2 separate regions of the Mus musculus genome follow, and region 2 is linked to region 1. The links are chromatin loops, found by intact Hi-C in ENCODE. Cell type or tissue: left cerebral cortex. All regions are shown on one strand. Links, peaks and the distances in the headings refer to the core of each region. The heading gives the core; the rest is flanking DNA. Region 1 overlaps Nrcam (neuronal cell adhesion molecule). Region 2 overlaps Nrcam (neuronal cell adhesion molecule).

The links. Hi-C counts contacts between places; a loop is a spot of excess contacts. Peaks named below come from ENCODE experiments on the same cell type or tissue, not always from the same donor. Only the 100,000 strongest peaks of a DNase experiment are listed, where the experiment ranks them.
Region 2: a loop joins it to region 1, with 2.4 times the contacts of the local background. A loop is called at or near these places in 3 of 42 quality-filtered maps.

What each region holds. Positions count from the first base shown.
Region 1 is chr12:44,453,555-44,458,937 of GRCm38, reverse strand. It overlaps Nrcam (neuronal cell adhesion molecule), which reads right to left. Exons shown (of 31, transcript NM_176930.4): 3 at 2,236-2,313. Among named protein-coding and RNA genes, the nearest start is that of Nrcam, 130 kb to the right of the region's middle. In left cerebral cortex, for the core only: no CTCF peak of the experiment used is centred there; DNase peaks (open chromatin) are centred at 778 and 2,992.
Region 2 is chr12:44,522,040-44,527,422 of GRCm38, reverse strand. The region is part of intron 3 of Nrcam (neuronal cell adhesion molecule); the gene reads right to left. Among named protein-coding and RNA genes, the nearest start is that of Nrcam, 200 kb to the right of the region's middle. In left cerebral cortex, for the core only: no CTCF peak of the experiment used is centred there; DNase peaks (open chromatin) are centred at 1,039, 1,217, 1,847, 2,463 and 1 more place; H3K27ac peaks cover 1,673 bases.

The DNA.
Region 1 (5,383 bases), core at 196-5,195:
TAAACTTATGTTCCTATTCAGGTTTTCCATTAAAATAGTCGTCTGCATTTACAAATCAACTGAAGTATGAAATCAGATCTCCCTTTCAGTTTACTACCCATTGAGAATATGAGCACCATTCTCCTATGATGAACAAACAACTGAATCTCACAAGCCCAAATGAAGAAACAACTTTCCAGTCATCAACAATTAAACAATTCCAATCGCCTTTTAGACTGCTAGAGTTTTCCTTTTTCACAGTCTGCCAAGTGTGACCAGTCTTTAAGATGCGTGGATGACCTCCCATGCAGTAACATAGCCATAGTGGAAACTAGGTTAAGGGTGTGATTGCAGGGAAGTTCTTGCTCTTCACATTAAATGGTGGATTAAAGAAATTCCCCCATTTGAGCCTTTCTTTCAAATAAGAGAACACTTACACATTAGGGTAAATGATAAGTCTGAATATATTCAACATGAGACACGAAGAGACAGGAAAGATCTGGGAGGGATATTGGCTTCCCAAACAGTCCACAATTCTGGCATCTCACATCTTTCAGACACTACAACACATTAACAAGTTGAGTTGTGGGAATCTCAACTGAAAGCTAAGTTGCTGTAATGTCCGCCCTCCTCTCCCCCCACAACTTTCTTAGTCTAATGTCAGAGGCAATGGCTGAATAGCCTGGGGACATTCTGAACACAAGCATGCTTTAGAATTTCGGGAAGTTTCAGCATGTCTTTGTGAGACAAGGGACAAAAATTGGGAAGATTCTCTGTGTTCGGTTTTTGGCCAGATGAGTCCATTCACAAAGACAAAAATGAGATATTTCATCAGCTCTAGCAGCCTGCCAAGAGAAAGTTCTCATTAGTCACTTAAAAGGCTAGCCAAACAGATCAGCAAGTATGTATTTGGAAAGGTGAAATTCAGCCTTTTTGCTTCCTTCTCTGGAAGACAAGAAATTCTTAAAACCGACTATCTTTTTAAACAACAAGAAAGAGAAAATATCATATCCTGCCAAGAAAATCCCCTTAGAGCTATGGCACAATATCTCAGTGATTGGGAAAGCACTCAGGTTATGTCAAATCACTGCATCCTTCCAGTACAACCTCGAGTGACCCTCAGGATCGCTTGACACACCTTGCCTTCTGGTACAATCCTCATTCTCTAGGAACAACAACCTAAAAATAATCACTAGCCTTTGACCTCTCTCTGCGTCTCCTAACAAACATGCTACAGACTATTTACAGAAGGCTAGATATTATCACAGGCAATATTAATTTCTACATCACTGATTATGGGGGTCTCTGATGGTATTTTAGAATACTACAAGAATCCATCACATGAAATCAGTTTCCAGACAACACAATGATAACAAATTCAGCTGGAGGCATGAATCATTTCCTCTTAACTACAAAATGACATCTCAATAGATCAACTCTTCTCAAGAACAATGAGCAAAACATGCTGGAAGGATTTTGCTACCTCAAAATCTTGCATGCAATCTTCTTAATTAAACTCCATGAGAATTCATTTGTTTAATTAAACCTATGAAGTACAGAAGCAGACATCTGAACAATAGGGGCCTTATAATTCTTTAAGAGAGCTCTTGTTGGTTGAGATCTAGTTCTCTGAACTATGTTCCTGATTTCCACTTAAGATATTTTTCACCAAGTGAAATAGACTACAATCGGTGGCCTTTCAGAAGGCCACCCAGGCCAAGCATGGTCTGCTCTGGAGTTGGTAATCCTATTTGACACAAATGGAGTGGGATGTGAGGTTCAAAGAGTGGGAAACAGGGGCTAGGAAAGGCCTTGCCAGACAGAAGGCATACACTTAAACTCTCAGAACTGACCTTTCCCTTATTTTGAGATACAAGAAAAACAGGATGCCATATTTTCAGTTTTCTGATATTTGTTCACATGTAATAGGAATGCTTTTTAACCTTCAGTTACTTCAGGAATTTTTTTATGAGCAGTGCTATTTTCTGTGATTAAAGAGAAATGCTTGAAAAAAAGCACAAACATTACTTCCACACAATGACGAGAGAGCAAGGCTAGGTCCTTCTCTGTGTATTTGATCTATTCTCTTTGACAAGTGAAATGATAAATGTCTCTACATTTGTATTCTCCCTTCCTGTCTTTTGTCATGCTCTCTGATGAAAAGTATCAGACATGATGCTAATATTACACAATCACATATTTTATGGTATAATTCACTTTATAATCTTAAATATTATAAAAAAATGCACATCCTACCTTTGAAGTAGGTCTTCTTACTTGAAGAAGTGGTATTTCGTTTTAATTCCTTAAGCCAAAGGTTTTCTTAGCATTGCTCTGTGGATAGAAAAGTTGGGGGTGGGAGAATGTTAATAAGACATCAGTTCCCATCAATCAAAGTAGATTGCCAATAAGTTAACAGAGTCCCTGATGGGACACACAATCACAGAGAGAGCCCTGCGAGGAAGACAAATTATGAATACATTTGCCAAAACATCTCTCTGTTGGTTTCTATCAAAAGTGACACCAGGGAGGTGACTAGGATGACTATACATCATATTAATGGATTCTAACCTGAAGAGTCAGTCTGAATCCAATTTGGAGATAGAGGATTGTTTAGACAGATGAAGAAATACAGACAGTTATGCAGATATGTAGACAGACAGACAGACAGACAGTGTGGATAAAATACTTTCTGGCTGTGTGCTTTTGATTGGTAGTTAGGTTTTCTATTTAGGAACATAGGAAGTCTTTTGCCTATATTTGTATGTTCTACCTCTCAGTGAGGATCATCATGAGCTGAGGAAAACAGCTAAAACTTGAGGGGAAAAAAATCACACCTATAGCAATGCAAAAGCTCTATCTCAGGCAGCCCCTGACTCTCTGATCCACAACTCCTCTCTTCTGTACACCTCAGCATTTCCTAAGCAAATATACCAAAGAAGAGTTAGCCAGGAAAGGACGCCCTGGATGAGAAACAGAGCAATCACACTGAGCACATCACATCTCAGCCTTCAGACAAGCAATTCAATGCCACCCAAGGATTCCTAAGGGAGCATTTGTATCTTTTTGGACTTGGTATTTTTGAAAACAGAACTCGCACTATCGACCACTGAAAACATCTTTCAGAGAAGAGAAACAAGTATCAATTCAGCCACCCTGGGCTGCAGTCAAATGTTAGGACATCATCAATCTCAAAATTACCCCAGAAATGAAGTAAAAAGAGCATTGCAGTGAGTTCAACTGCTTCGATTTATCCATGGCTGATGAAATTTTATGTCTTAAATTTAAAGAAATTCTTTACCTCACACGTAAAGGTATTTTGACTTTCTTTGCATTTAATGGATTATTATCTTATCAGGGCAAAACCTTAGTATTCTGAAAGTCAGTGTTTCTTGGAATAAAACACAGTTTGAAAGTAATAAACATTTTCTTCCCTTAATATATGATAACTATATAGAAAAAGAAAAAGAACTTCTAATGTTATGTTGGAGAGAGTCTATAAAAAATTTGAAGCTCTGTCTTCAGTTAACAGCTCAATAGATACACTTGAGAAACATGTATATTGCAATGCCTATACATCTAATATTAAATAAATAAATAAATAAATAAACCATAAATCAGACACTCCTACTAGAAATTTCAATTCACTTGCTGATTGGGGCCACAGATGGAAATATCAGAAGCCTCTACAAAACACAGTATTAGAGAATATTGTGATCTTTCAGACAAAGGTATATTTCATTCTACAAGATGACTTTCCCCTGGAAGACCACTGACTAGAACCTTAAAGATAAATGAGAAAAGCATTCTGCTTGGAAGGGCATTAGTCACAAAGTAAGTAGCAAGGGCAAAGTGTGGAGAGTCTACCAACAGAGCAGTGAAACCCCAGGAATAACGAAGAGGATGGCGAGGTGGTACCTCAGACACCTTCAGGCTGTACCTAAAAACTGCGGAGTTAAGCAATGAAAGATGTGTAGATGAAAGTAAGGGTTTTGTTGTTGTTGTTGTTGTTTTCGTTGTTTTGTTGTGGTGATGTTTTTGTTTTGTTTTGTCTTTTTGAGATGTGCTACTCAACAGCCAATGGGATGATACTCTGGGGGGGGACTCTGTCCATATAACAAGTTACACATCAATTCAGAGCAGGCCTATAATCCCAGTATTTGGGAGGTTGAGGTAGGAGTTGTCAGAAAGTTGCAAAACCAAGACAGAATTAGAGGCAGTCAAGAGAAAAGGGTAAACTAAGTCAAAAGCTTCAGGAAGGCTTCATAAGTACCTATTCTGTGGTTGCCAGCAAGAAGGATACAGCCTTGAGTGGGAGCTCCCTATGGCACTTACACATCCAGGCACTTACACTTTTAACACAGCTAGGGTTTAAAGCCTCTGAGGTTCCCCATGCTACCTCTGTGGACTAGGGTTGAGTCTTCATGGTTCCTATCACAAAGTCTTCCATAGCTTTCCTGACAAGAGGCCTTTGCTCACAATATTTCACAAAGGTGTGAAAATGTGGCACTATGGTCTAGGGGAGGAAATAGCTTTGAATAGAGATTTTAGGCGTGATAAGAAAGGAATAAGGGGGGCAGGGAGGAGGTATGGGATGTGGAACAGTCGGAGGGTGGACCAAGAAAGGAATAAAATCTGGAGTAAGAAAGAGAGAGAGAGACAGAGAGAGACAGAGAGAAGGAAGGAAGGGAAAAAGAACAGTATAAGGTAGTTTTGATACCATGTCAATTGTTGTTTAAATATAATTTAGGCAAGGCAAGATGCTCTAGTAAGAGTACATATCCAATCTTGCATAGGTGGTTCTAAGGTAGTAGAGGGAAATGCTTTCATCCTACTATTTGTGTATTACCAGCAAGCCTCATCTCAAGCCTCTTACAGCAATTTCAAACTCCAAGCAAGGACCATAAAAATAGTCATAGTAATTGTGCAACCATGCCAATAAGTATGCCAAACATTCCTAGGAAGTGAATTTTTGTTCCATTCATCACTCTTGTGGTGACAACTGCACCCATGGCTTGCATCACTTGGAAACACATTTAGGTCAGCAGAATAGGGCAATTCATCATCGCTGTGGACCGTTTTACCAATAACCACGTAACAACCTAATTTGCTTTTCCAAAATGCAATCAACTTATCGTATTAAATAAAACTAATCCTAAGTCAAAAGGTCAAGAAAAATTTGATGTATCTTAGAGGGGACCTTCAGAAAAAATGAATGACATCGGTGAAAACCAAAGGCAAAGGCCACTGTGCACATAATAAAACAGTTACAGTAGTAAAAGGGAGTCAATTTAGCAAAATTGCAATAATTTAGAAAAAGTAAATACTTGCCATAACCGCTTTGCCCTAAAGTGAATTGTTATTGATAGATGTTTTTTCTGCATTTTTAAATTTTTTAATGAGA
Region 2 (5,383 bases), core at 120-5,119, 69 kb before region 1:
ATTGACAGCCTGGGAGAGCATTATTGAGTGCTTCCCTGTGTAGCAATCCCATTTAGGATCCTCCATATGGAAAGTTATAAGTTATCCTGTCTTCCCAACAATCCCTCATAGAAAATTCGCGAGCTGATGACAAGTCGACTCAATGGGTAAAAGTGCTTGCTGCAAAGCTGACAGCCAGAGTTTACTTAGCCCCACATGGTAGAAGGAAAGAATGGACTCCCACAAGTTGTCCTCTTAACGTTTGCACGTGTGCTGCCCCCACATGCACAGCCTTTCTCCCTAGCACAATAAATACAATGAAATTTTATAACAAATTCTAGCATCCTACTCACTGATAAGGACTCCACCATGCCAGCTGGTAGTCAGTTGCTGAGTTCACACACACACTAATACATGAAGTGCCAGACCTAGGTAGCTGGTTCTTACGAAAAGTTCTGCTGTTTCTATTCCTTTTACTTTTACTCTGTCATATCCTATACCAATCAAGCACCTCTCCTCCTTCCACATATAATTACCGTGCAACCTGTCTGTAAGCAAGCACATTTTGCCCTTGATAACTTTTTGAAAGGGCTGATGGAGTCCTACTATGTACAAAGGGTTTTCACATGTCTGCTCACGGTACTCTACCAGGGGTGTCTTCATGCTGTTTTCCACATTACCAGGGATTCCTCACATTATACCACATGACAGCCTTGGTCTATTAAAAGAATAACAGGTTAAGATAATAGAGAGGAGACAGTCTTTAAAAGGCTAGTTTTCTGCATGGGTAGGTAAAGGGAGGGGGTTGAGAGTTCAAGACCAGCATGGACTACAAAGCAAGACCCTGACTTCAAAACTGCAACAGTAACAATAACAGTAACAGTAACAATGACAATAACAATAACAGAGTTCATTCTGTAATAGGTAATAAAAATCAATCAGGAGAGTTCTGGGCATGGCCAGGGTTCCCTTCAACTCCTACACACCGACAAAGCAGATGAACACTGACAATTCAGAGTCTTACTTACACTACAGTTTCAGAGCCAGCTGCGCTCTGGCTTCCAGGCTATCCTCTGCAGTCACTCTCCTCAAAGGGACTGGTTAATTATTTTCTCAAAGGCCTTCTATGGTGAGATACTGAGAGACCCAATATTAGTACATTCTAGCCTTTAACCGGTACTTAAAGCCCTCAGTGATCTAACTGATATATTCTAGCAGCTGATTTATTCTAGTTACCCATAACTAGAATAAAATAAAGAGCCAGCAGCCAAGCTTTGCCATCACGAAGTAGTTACAATTCCCACATTTCACAAACACTTTAAAGGATATTTCATAACTCAATAGAAAAAAAGTCGCATTGCCTTATAGTGTTTTAGATGTAGAAAATTGATAGAGCTTTTGAGACAGGATGTTAGATCATTAGAACTACCAAAGTCTTTTGGTAAAATCTAGTTATTTCTAATACATTATATTATATGGACATCAACTCTTTTCTCAGCAGAGTAATGACAGGAAAAGAAAGAACGTAATAGGAGACTGTGATATGAAGGAGAGATGTAGGAAAACACATAAGATGCGGTTAACACAAAGTTAATGTGCACCAGGCCAGTGGCAACTGGAGCAAGAAGCGCACCTGTTCCACGCTTGTCAAGCCAGGTGTTCAGCAGATGCTGTTCAGATTTCTTCTGGGTGAGAGAGCAGACAGTGAGAGTGAAGGTGGTTGGAGTAGAAGAGAAAAGGGTGTTCTTCAAATAAGAAGAGACGCACCCTTCTTGACCCACAGGAGACTACACCATTCTCAACGTCTGCCGCTTTGTCTCCTATAACTACACCACCCCCACCACGTTCCCAAGCCTGACCAAGGCTAAAAGAATCAGAGTGGGTGTCTGCTCAAAGATGGGTGGGATGTATAAAGGCTGTGAGATGACTTGGTGACTTGAAAGGGAATTAAGAGTGACCCACTAAATACTAACACATTCCTTTTCTGCGTTAAGGGTGACTAGGAAACAGGAAGAAAGAGTGAGACAGCAGTTTGGAGCAAGAACAAAGGTCACACAGACAGCAATATGAGCAACCATGAGTAAGCGGAGGATAGATGAGGTATTAAATGGGGAATGAACGTGGGGTCAGCCAAGAGCTGTAGGAGCAGAAACAGGTTCTTGTGACCATGGCACTGACAGGACATTTGACAAATGATTAGCACCTGCCACCCTTGTGTGGCTGTGATAACCAGGCTAGAGCCCAAACACTGCTCTAGAACTCTAGGAGGATTGGCAGAATTGGACTGTGATTAAGGTGTCTTCTTCTCTCTTTTCCACCCTGACCTTTACAACAAACATAGAAGGAAGGTAGAATGTTACATGGGCAGCCTCTCGGCAGCACTGTTTTCTGTCATCCCTACCCTTACATAGTTCCCTCTTACAGTAACTCTGGGTTTGGCCAGATGACTAAGCTTCGGCATTGAAATTCTGGCAGGTATCCTAGGAGCAGGGGTGTGATGAACATGGGAAGTAGGAACTGAACTAATGATGATTGAAGGTCCATGGAAAGAGACCTTGGAAGGAGAAAAAACATCCTTTGAGGCTTTCTGGCCTCAGTTGAAAGCAGTAGAGTCAGCGATTTGTTAAACCACATACAACAGCCTCCCTGCCAACCCGTGGATGTGGTCAGTGTTGTTTTAAACCACAGGATTTTGATGCGGCTTGTTATACACCCACAGATATCTTCAGCAATGGATGAAGACAAGTTAAGGTATTTTTCTAACCAGAAAGAACCCAACACATATTAGCAGGACTGACAAACCCAAAGCACTGGTATCTTTCCAAGATCATGGCTGTACACACTGGAATTCAAACTGACCAAATTGTCTTGTAACAGATTCCCCCCCTCCCTGAAGCTGACATATCTTTTTGCATTTTTTAGAAGCTAGTATTCTTTGTATATATTAGTGTACCCTAAAGGTACATACTTGGGTTGTGTTTCTCACAGGTATCTACAGTCAGCAAATAAGCAAATGACAATTAACAATAGTATTAGTTTTCCATAAATTTCTTATACTAAAGCGATTGTATATAGTGCCCAATTTTCTGTCTTAGGCATTATATCCATTTATTTCTAATGTAGAAAAGCAAAAGTGAAGCTAGAAACAGGTTGAAGGGCTTCAGTACTATTGACTTCTCCTCCTTTTCTGTCTCCAGCAACCACAGCAGTGTTCTGACGGTGCTCAGCCTGGTCCTTGCTCTCTCATGCTCTAAATAAACAGCATCAGAAGAAGGAGTTGTGTGGAAAAGAAAAATAGTCAAGCCATAGAAACCGGCCTCCCTTCATCACTGGGTTCATCTGCCAACTGATTGCTTTTATATAATACAAGAGTTAGTTAGAAAACTTCTCTAACAGTGACGTCTAAAAAAGAAATGTATATATATGGCAATTTACTTTTGAATACTGGCATTGACAGTGAGGCATTTAGAAAGATTTCTAGTGACTAAGACAAGCTTCAGCCCTGCTTACCTTCCTGTCAACTGGAATTTCTCTGCTGACACTGAAAAGGTGCAAGGCTCAGATGTAGGTTATTAAAACCTTAGCAAAAATGCTGGCATTGATATTTTTGGTGAATGATGCTTTATCTTTTAGTCAAGCAAATAACCCGTGTCAAAATAGCAGCCATTTAGGAATACAAAAAGCATTTTTGGAGTGCTTGCAAGGTTGTTATTTGTGGGGGGGGGGGGGGTAGGGAGACTATGTCAGGTTTCTAAGAAAACTGTTACTGTTGCTGAAATAAAACTTTTAAGACAAGGATGTGTCACAAGGGAAAGTATCTCAATATGTGCAAATTTCCTAACAGTGCAAAGCAAGGAGGAGAGGAACAAAAGGGGGGAGTAACCTATACTGCCACAAGAAATTGTCTAGCATCTCAGTGCTTAACACAATATAATTTATGTCTCTCTTGTACTAATGTCCAGAAAAGGTGTCGGGGTCCTTGGCTCCAGCCCCTCTGAGGATCTCACCTTTTGATGATGTCATCTCAACAAACAGCCTCCTGAGTCTCCGTGCCTTACCTTTCTCTACCCAGAAGCAGAAGCAACACACTTTTTTTTTTCCCCATGGATTGGCCAGACATAGTCAGTGATTCCAACCTTGGAGAGTCAGAAAATGTCAGGGTACATGAAGAGTATTTAGTAGGTACTAATATTCCATCATTGAGAGCAGACCCTATTTCTTTTCATCCAGAATTGCTTTAAGAAAGAATCTTAGAAGTAATATTCAGCAGGATTTGCATCTTGTTGCTCTATCTCCATGATAAGTCATAGAGCAGAAAGCTTGGATGATGGTATAGATCGGACTGGCTCAAGACGCCTCCTTTGTCTCCTTCCAACCTACATTTCTGAATTCTTTTCCTCCTATAATCTGGCTTTTCTTTAAACATGGGTCTAGAGATAGAAGCAAAACCCCAGATTTATTAAAACCCAATAGACATCATTTTTACCACTCCACAGCCTTTTGTAATACTCACAGCAACATTTCAAAATAAATCGTACTAAGGTATCCAAGCCATGTATAATCGCAACAGAACCATGAAAGTGAAGGATAGAAGCTGACAAGACATGAAGAATTACATTTTCCACTTCTTATCAGTGTTGAGAAAGTTGTATTAACATAAACTCCAGAGCTGGAAATTGCTCGTTGGAGCCAGAAGCTGTTTCATACTAAGCACAAATCTCATCAGTTTTTAGTTGATACACAGTGAATATCACACAGGATTCACCAGTAGGACAGGGAAGCCATACATGACAGGTTCAACTCCTGATACATTGCATTTTCTTCAAACAGACCACGTGAAAATCAGAAAATATTTTAAAAAGAGAAAAAGCAAACCAATGAGCATTCATTTGCTTGAAAGGGAAATGTATCAAATCTATCCCAAAGAGAACGTCTACCCTGAACGTTTTAATGCAGTTCAATTTCCAGGACGTTCCATACTAGAAGGCCATGTTCTCTACAAGAACATAAGCATAAGAAAGTATGCCTGTTGGAAACGACATTTTTCTGTAATATGAGAGTTAATCAACCCAACATTTTGACTAAACTTTGGAATATTCTTCTGCCTGTACTGAAAGCAAGATGTGCCAGGAACCCCTTTTCCCGAAACCATTTACACAGACTCCATAGAAATTGTATTCCACTGCAAAGGCATGAGACAGTGTCCAGGGAGCAGGCAGGAAAAGCACTGGAAAGAACATGGCCCTTTCCCTCTCTCCAGTGAAAGAATCAGGGCGAAAGAGATTTGGGGTTAGACTGAAGTTGATGGATGGCATTAAGCCTAGAATTACTGTGTCCTTCGGTGTTCCTAGTTTAAATTTTTATATAATAATTTTTGTGGGCAAAATGAGCACTTGTAATCTAA